Linked DNA regions of Homo sapiens: region 1 is linked to region 2. Evidence: read pairs that join two places in POLR2A ChIA-PET (ENCODE). Cell type or tissue: OCI-LY7. All regions are shown on one strand. Each heading gives the region's core, and the rest is flanking DNA. Links, peaks and the distances in the headings are about the cores only. Region 1 overlaps IRAG2 (inositol 1,4,5-triphosphate receptor associated 2). Region 2 has its middle 18 kb from the start of LINC02909.

Region 1 (2,823 bases), core at 115-2,614, 70 kb after region 2:
AGGATCAGAACTAGGATCTCCTAGCTCCACCTTAATTTATTGTTCATTCATTCATTTGCTCACTCATTTATTCATCAAAAGTCAATTGGAAACAAGCTAAATATTTCTCAGTAGAGGACTGCTTAAATAAATGAATGCATTAATAAATGAAGTTGAATAAAACGGTGGTATCTATCCTAACGATATGTTCTAATCAGGTGAAGAAACAGATAATCACTGAATAATTAGAGTGTGCTTAGTGCTTTGAAAGAAAAAATGCTTGAGATGGCAGGCCAGAAAACATGTCACGGAGGAAGTACCATGTTAATGGCATTGAAAGTTTTACAGTTGCATGGTAAAGCTCTATAAACATAAGGAGAGCTGGAAATGATTAGAGAAAAGAGTTAAATTCCTTCCTTAAAGAGAAAATTCATTAGGCCCAGAGTGGTGGCTCATGCCTGTAATCCCAGCACTTTGAGAGATCGAGGTGGAAGGATTGCTTGAGCCTAAGAGTTTAAGGCCAGCCTGGATAACATAGGGAGACCCTGTTTCTACAAAATATAAAAACAAATCTGCCGGGTATGGTGGTGCTTGACTGTTGTCTCAGTTATATAGGAGGGCAAGGCAGACAGATCACTTGAGCCCAGGAGTTTGAGGCTGCAGTGAGCAATGAGCATGCCACTGCACTCCAACCTGAGCAACAGAGCAAGACCCTGTCTCAAAAAGAAAAAAAAGAGAGAGAGAGAGAAGACTCATTTCCACTTCTATGAATTAATAATCATTAAAGAGTAACTACAGGTCTAATTTCATGATTCTTCAAGGGTCTTGCTTATGTCTTGCTTATGTCTTGCTATGTTGTATGCATGGAGGGGTGTGTGTGTGTGTGTGTGTGTGTGTGTATTATTGTTTTTTTCTTCTCAATATACAAGCATTGTTCTAGTTAAGCATTTGGTTGCAAGAAACAGAGACCCATGCAAGCTAACTCAAGTTAAGAGGAGGCCATGGCACAGACTTGGGGCAAAAAAGTAGATGAAAATTTTTCAGCATTTCATTCTAAAGATAGTGAAATGATTGGATTTGTGATTTGGAACAATGACATGATGTCATTCGTTTCCTTTGTTATCCAGAGGCGATTGATTCCAAGAACCCCACAGATACCAAAATCAGAGAATGCTCAAGTCTCTTATATAAAAATTGCATAGTATTTGCATATAACCTAATGAAACGGGAGAGTTCCCTGATTCCCCTTGCAGGACATGCAGCAGTGGTGTGTCTCACCTGCTTAGTCACCCCATAGTTCAAGCCCCTAGGGGGAACATGCAGACCAGCAGCTGCAGAGGCCAGGGCAAGCGCTTTTGGGCTCTGCCCCCTGGCAGCATCTAGGGGTCAGTGTCTGTGATTCCCAAAGTCCAAGTGAGTGTGTGTTACAAAGCTCTTTCAGATTTGCCATCTGCAGACAGCTTGTGTGTTAATTAGCTCAATGGACCCTCAGCCTTATCACAAGGGCAGAGGGCCAGTGTGACAGCTTTCTGTATCCTGAGCTGTCGCTCAGTGTCCCAAAAGAATCAGATCACACGTGAGCTGGAAGGATGAGTGCAAGGTTTTACTGAGTGGTGGAGGTGGCTCTCAGTAAGATGGATGCGGAGCCAGAAGGGGGGATGGAGTGGGAAGGTGGTATGGAATGGGAAGGGGGTATTCCCCTGGAGTCAGGCTGCCCAGAGGCCATACTCTTCTCCAACTGCCCCAGGCTAAACTCCCCTTGGCATCCAGACATCCCCCCTCTTCTCTCTTTCTCTGCCATGTCATTCCACTATTGTCAGTCTGCCAGTCTGCTGGTCTGCCAGTGTTGTGTGCTCACTTCAGCTGCTTGTGTTGTGTGCCCACTAAGGTCTCGGGTTTATGTTGGCACAGGATGAGGGGCATGGTAGGCCAGAGTGGTCTTGGAAAATACAACATTCAGACACAAAAACAGGAGTGCCTGTTCTCACTTAGGTCTGCAGGCACAGGCCTGAGGGTGGAGCCCTCACTGGGGACCCCGCCTTTCTCTATCCAGCACTTCCCTGCCCACCTCCCATATCACTAACACATCCTCTTATATACTTTAAATCATCTCTAGACTGCTTATGATACCTAATACAGTATAAATGCTATGTAAATAGTTATAATGACAAGAAAGGAAATCTGCGTGTGTTCAGTACAGATACAACCATTGTAGGCCTAACTACATTTTTTTTAGTTAAATCCATAGATGCAAACCCACAAATACAGAGGGCCAGCTGTATAGGTAGGATATAGTGTTGGCTAGCACATATGCTGAAAATGGTTGCTCCTAGTAAAAAATGAACAGAAGAAAACTCAAGTCCTTTACTCTTTCATAGTAGAATCTTCTGAGAGAATAAAATTCCTTCTCATCTCAAAAAAAATATAGACATAAAGACACTTTTTAAAATAATGGATCAATTTGCCATTGGAAGTTGTGGGACTGGTTAGGATACTATGGCAATAATTCAGATGAGATGAAGGTAGTATGAATTTAGTGAAGGTGGAGAAAAGGAGATAAATTTGAGAAATATTTAGGGGTAGAATTCACAGAGGATGATGACATGTCACGGGTATGGGAAACGGTAGATACCCAGGCTTATGGCTTAACCTACCGAATGAATAGAATAACATGACAGTAGGGAAGGAGGAAGGAGAGTAGAATTTGTGGGGTAAAATAAGATCAGTTTGAGACAAGTCAAATTTCAGGCTGATCTGAGACATTGATAGTCGGTAAGGAGATTTTATATACGGCTGCATACCCATATTCATAAACTCACCTGTGCGGTTTTTGAAAGCTGACAT
Region 2 (2,823 bases), core at 33-2,532:
TTTTTTGTTTTCTTTTTCTTTTTTTTTTTTTTTTTTTTTTTTTTGAGACAGAGTCTCGCTCTGTTGCCCAGGCTGGAGTGCAGTGGCGCAATCTCGGCTCACTGCAAGCTCCGCCTCCAGGGTTCATGCCATTCTCCTGCCTCAGCCTCCCGAGTAGCTGGGACTACAGGCTCCTGCCACCATGCCCAGCTAATTTTTTATATTTTTTAGTAGAGACGGGGTTTCACCGTGTTAGCCAGGATGGTCTCGATCTCCTGACCTCGTGATCTGCCCTCCTCTGCCTCCCAAAGTGCTGGGATTACAGGCGTGAGCCACCAGGCCCGGCCTAATTTTTTGTTTTCTTAAGAATTTAATATTTCCAAAATATATGTTTGTATAATAAAAATATTAATAATTATAAAACAGCATGAAGACAAAAGAAAAAACATTTTTATAACAAGTGTAAAGGAAAAATCATGGGCGCTAGAAATACAGAAGATAAGAGCAGAAACTCAGAAATGGGGATAGGTGTGAACACGAGAATAGTCAGAACTCTGTGTGAGTTCTTTCATTCCCCCAACTTGTGACAGACATCTCACAATGACAAACAATGAGATGTAAACATATATTTGTTGAATTTTGTGGCTATTCCAGAGAGAAGCTTGAGGATTTGGTGCTTAGGTTAAGTAACAAAACTTAAATTATAATATAGGACTCTGAAAGGAAATGGTTGAAATGTTAATATGTTTATTTTGCAGTTCAAGCTAGAGTGTGTGTGCTACACAGCCTGTACAGAGGGTTTCCCAGATTCCAGAAGTAAAATGCCCAAAGTAAAATTAGTCGAGGTTCTATTTGATTCTCCATGAGAAAGGGAAAATGTATCCCTGTCAATGTATCCCAAAGTATTCATTGTTCGTGTATTTCCTTCTCAATCTCTTAAGCCCCATGATCTTGCAACCTCCACAAGTCTCCACTTACCAGTCCAACCTATGTCTATTTCCTAATCCACCGAGACCCCACATCTCCTAATCATACGCTGCCTGTGAGTTTTCTTTTTCATATTAGGTAAAAGTGTATGGATGGTGGAGGTAATGCCTAATGTACCACCTACATTAGAAACAGTTTCACTAGGAACACAGACTATTTTCTATCACTCTAAGTACCTAGCATAGTATTGAGCTCCAAATAGTTGTTGAATGAATATATATTTTTTTAACTCAGAAGGAATTACCTAAAAAGGAAAGTACAGAGCATAAATCTGAAAAAAAAAAAAAAAAAAAAAAAAGACAAAACTTGGTCAGGCAAAGAATCCTAGCTCACTGGTTTTGTTTTTTTTTTTTTTTTTTGGCTACAGGGAAGGAGTGAATCATAGATTAAGCAGCATCATCGATGATTCTGTTTGTGAACAGGATGGCATAAAATCAGATGGAACAAGTATGTATGTGTTTCTTCAGGATTGTTCTGTTTTCTTACGGTTTGTAGAAAATGATTTTTTTTCATAAAACTCTTGTATGTGTTTCAGTGAAGATGAGCACAGATATAACAGATTCTACATTGGGGAGCTTCGAGGCTTTGGGAGGAGAAACATCTAAAGGAGTCTTGTAAGCCTTCTTACTCTGCTTTCGCAAGTGTTTCAACTTCATTTTTCTTGTTTATTTCATAAATCTACGTATTTCAGTTACAATGAAGTCACTTTGCTCTTTTTTTGCAGTAGAGCTAGCATAACTGATTTTAAATTCTTCACTGATTCTAATAATGCCTGCATTAGAAACAGTTTCACTAGGAACACAAATTCTCGTATGACTAGTAATCCAAAATCACTTGCTCTCTCATGAAACCCTTCTCCCTCATTAATTTCCTGTGCTTTCTGTAGGGAAAAGTTCCACCTGAAGTAGGGTTATGATATTGACCTTACACTCTTTTGGAAATTATTTTAAAGCACTTCTTTAGTAGAATCTTTTAGGCATGAATGAGAAAAGCTGTTTTCCACGACATGTGTAAGTTTTGGGTATTAAGGAGAGTGATTCTGCCTCTGCTTTATTTTATCTTTGCCACTTCAGGTTTATCCGTAAAGAAAAGTGGTGTGGGCTGGGCGCGGTGCCTCACGCCTGTAATCCCAGCACTTGGGGAGGCCGAGGCGGATGGATCACTTGAAGTCAGAAGTTTGAGACCAGCCTGGCCCACATGGTGAAATGCTGTCTCTACCAAAAATACAAAAATTAGCCGGGCATGGTGGCACGTGCCCATAATCCCAGCTACTTGGGAGGCTGAGACACGAGAATGGCTTGAACCCGGAAGGTGGAGATTGCAGTGAGCTGATATCGTGCCATTGTGCTCTAGCCTGGGCGACAGAGCGAGACTCCATCTCAAAAAAAAAAAAGAAAAGTGGAGTGGGAACTATGTTCTCAACCTGAGCCCCGGGATAAGATAGCAAAAAAGAAAAAGAGACCTGGGGCTCCATGAAACACACAGTCCAGAATCTTAAAGGATTTGTGAACTGATATCATGGCAAATGATGCTCATAAACATTGACAAGTTATACAAAACATTAGGAAAGATGAGTACTGAATTGTGAGCTTCAGACTACAATGATAAGACTCTAGGAACTGTTTCCTAGGTAAACCTGCCGAGATCCCTTCGCTGAAAGAATATAGGCTGGGCACAGAGGCTCATGCCTGTAATCCCAGCACTTTGGGAGGCTGAAGCGGGCAGATCACTTGAGATCAGGAGTTCAAGACCAGCCTGGCCAACATGGTGAAACCCCATCTCTACTAAAAGTACAAAAATTAGCTGGGCATGGTGGTGCATGCCTGTAGTCCCAGCTACTCTGGAGGCTGAGGCAGG

What was found. Peaks named below come from ENCODE experiments on the same cell type or tissue, not always from the same donor. Only the 100,000 strongest peaks of a DNase experiment are listed, where the experiment ranks them.
Region 1: POLR2A ChIA-PET joins it to region 2 with 5 read pairs; 7 of 35 experiments call an interaction of 5 or more read pairs at or near these places.

The regions. Positions count from the first base shown.
Region 1 is chr12:25,083,691-25,086,513 of GRCh38, forward strand. All of the region lies in intron 10 of IRAG2 (inositol 1,4,5-triphosphate receptor associated 2), which reads left to right. Among named protein-coding and RNA genes, the nearest start is that of IRAG2, 32 kb to the left of the region's middle. In OCI-LY7, for the core only: no CTCF peak of the experiment used is centred there; no DNase peak of the experiment used is centred there.
Region 2 is chr12:25,013,849-25,016,671 of GRCh38, forward strand. It overlaps a transcript of IRAG2 not described here. Among named protein-coding and RNA genes, the nearest start is that of LINC02909, 18 kb to the left of the region's middle. In OCI-LY7, for the core only: no CTCF peak of the experiment used is centred there; no DNase peak of the experiment used is centred there; H3K27ac peaks cover 718 bases.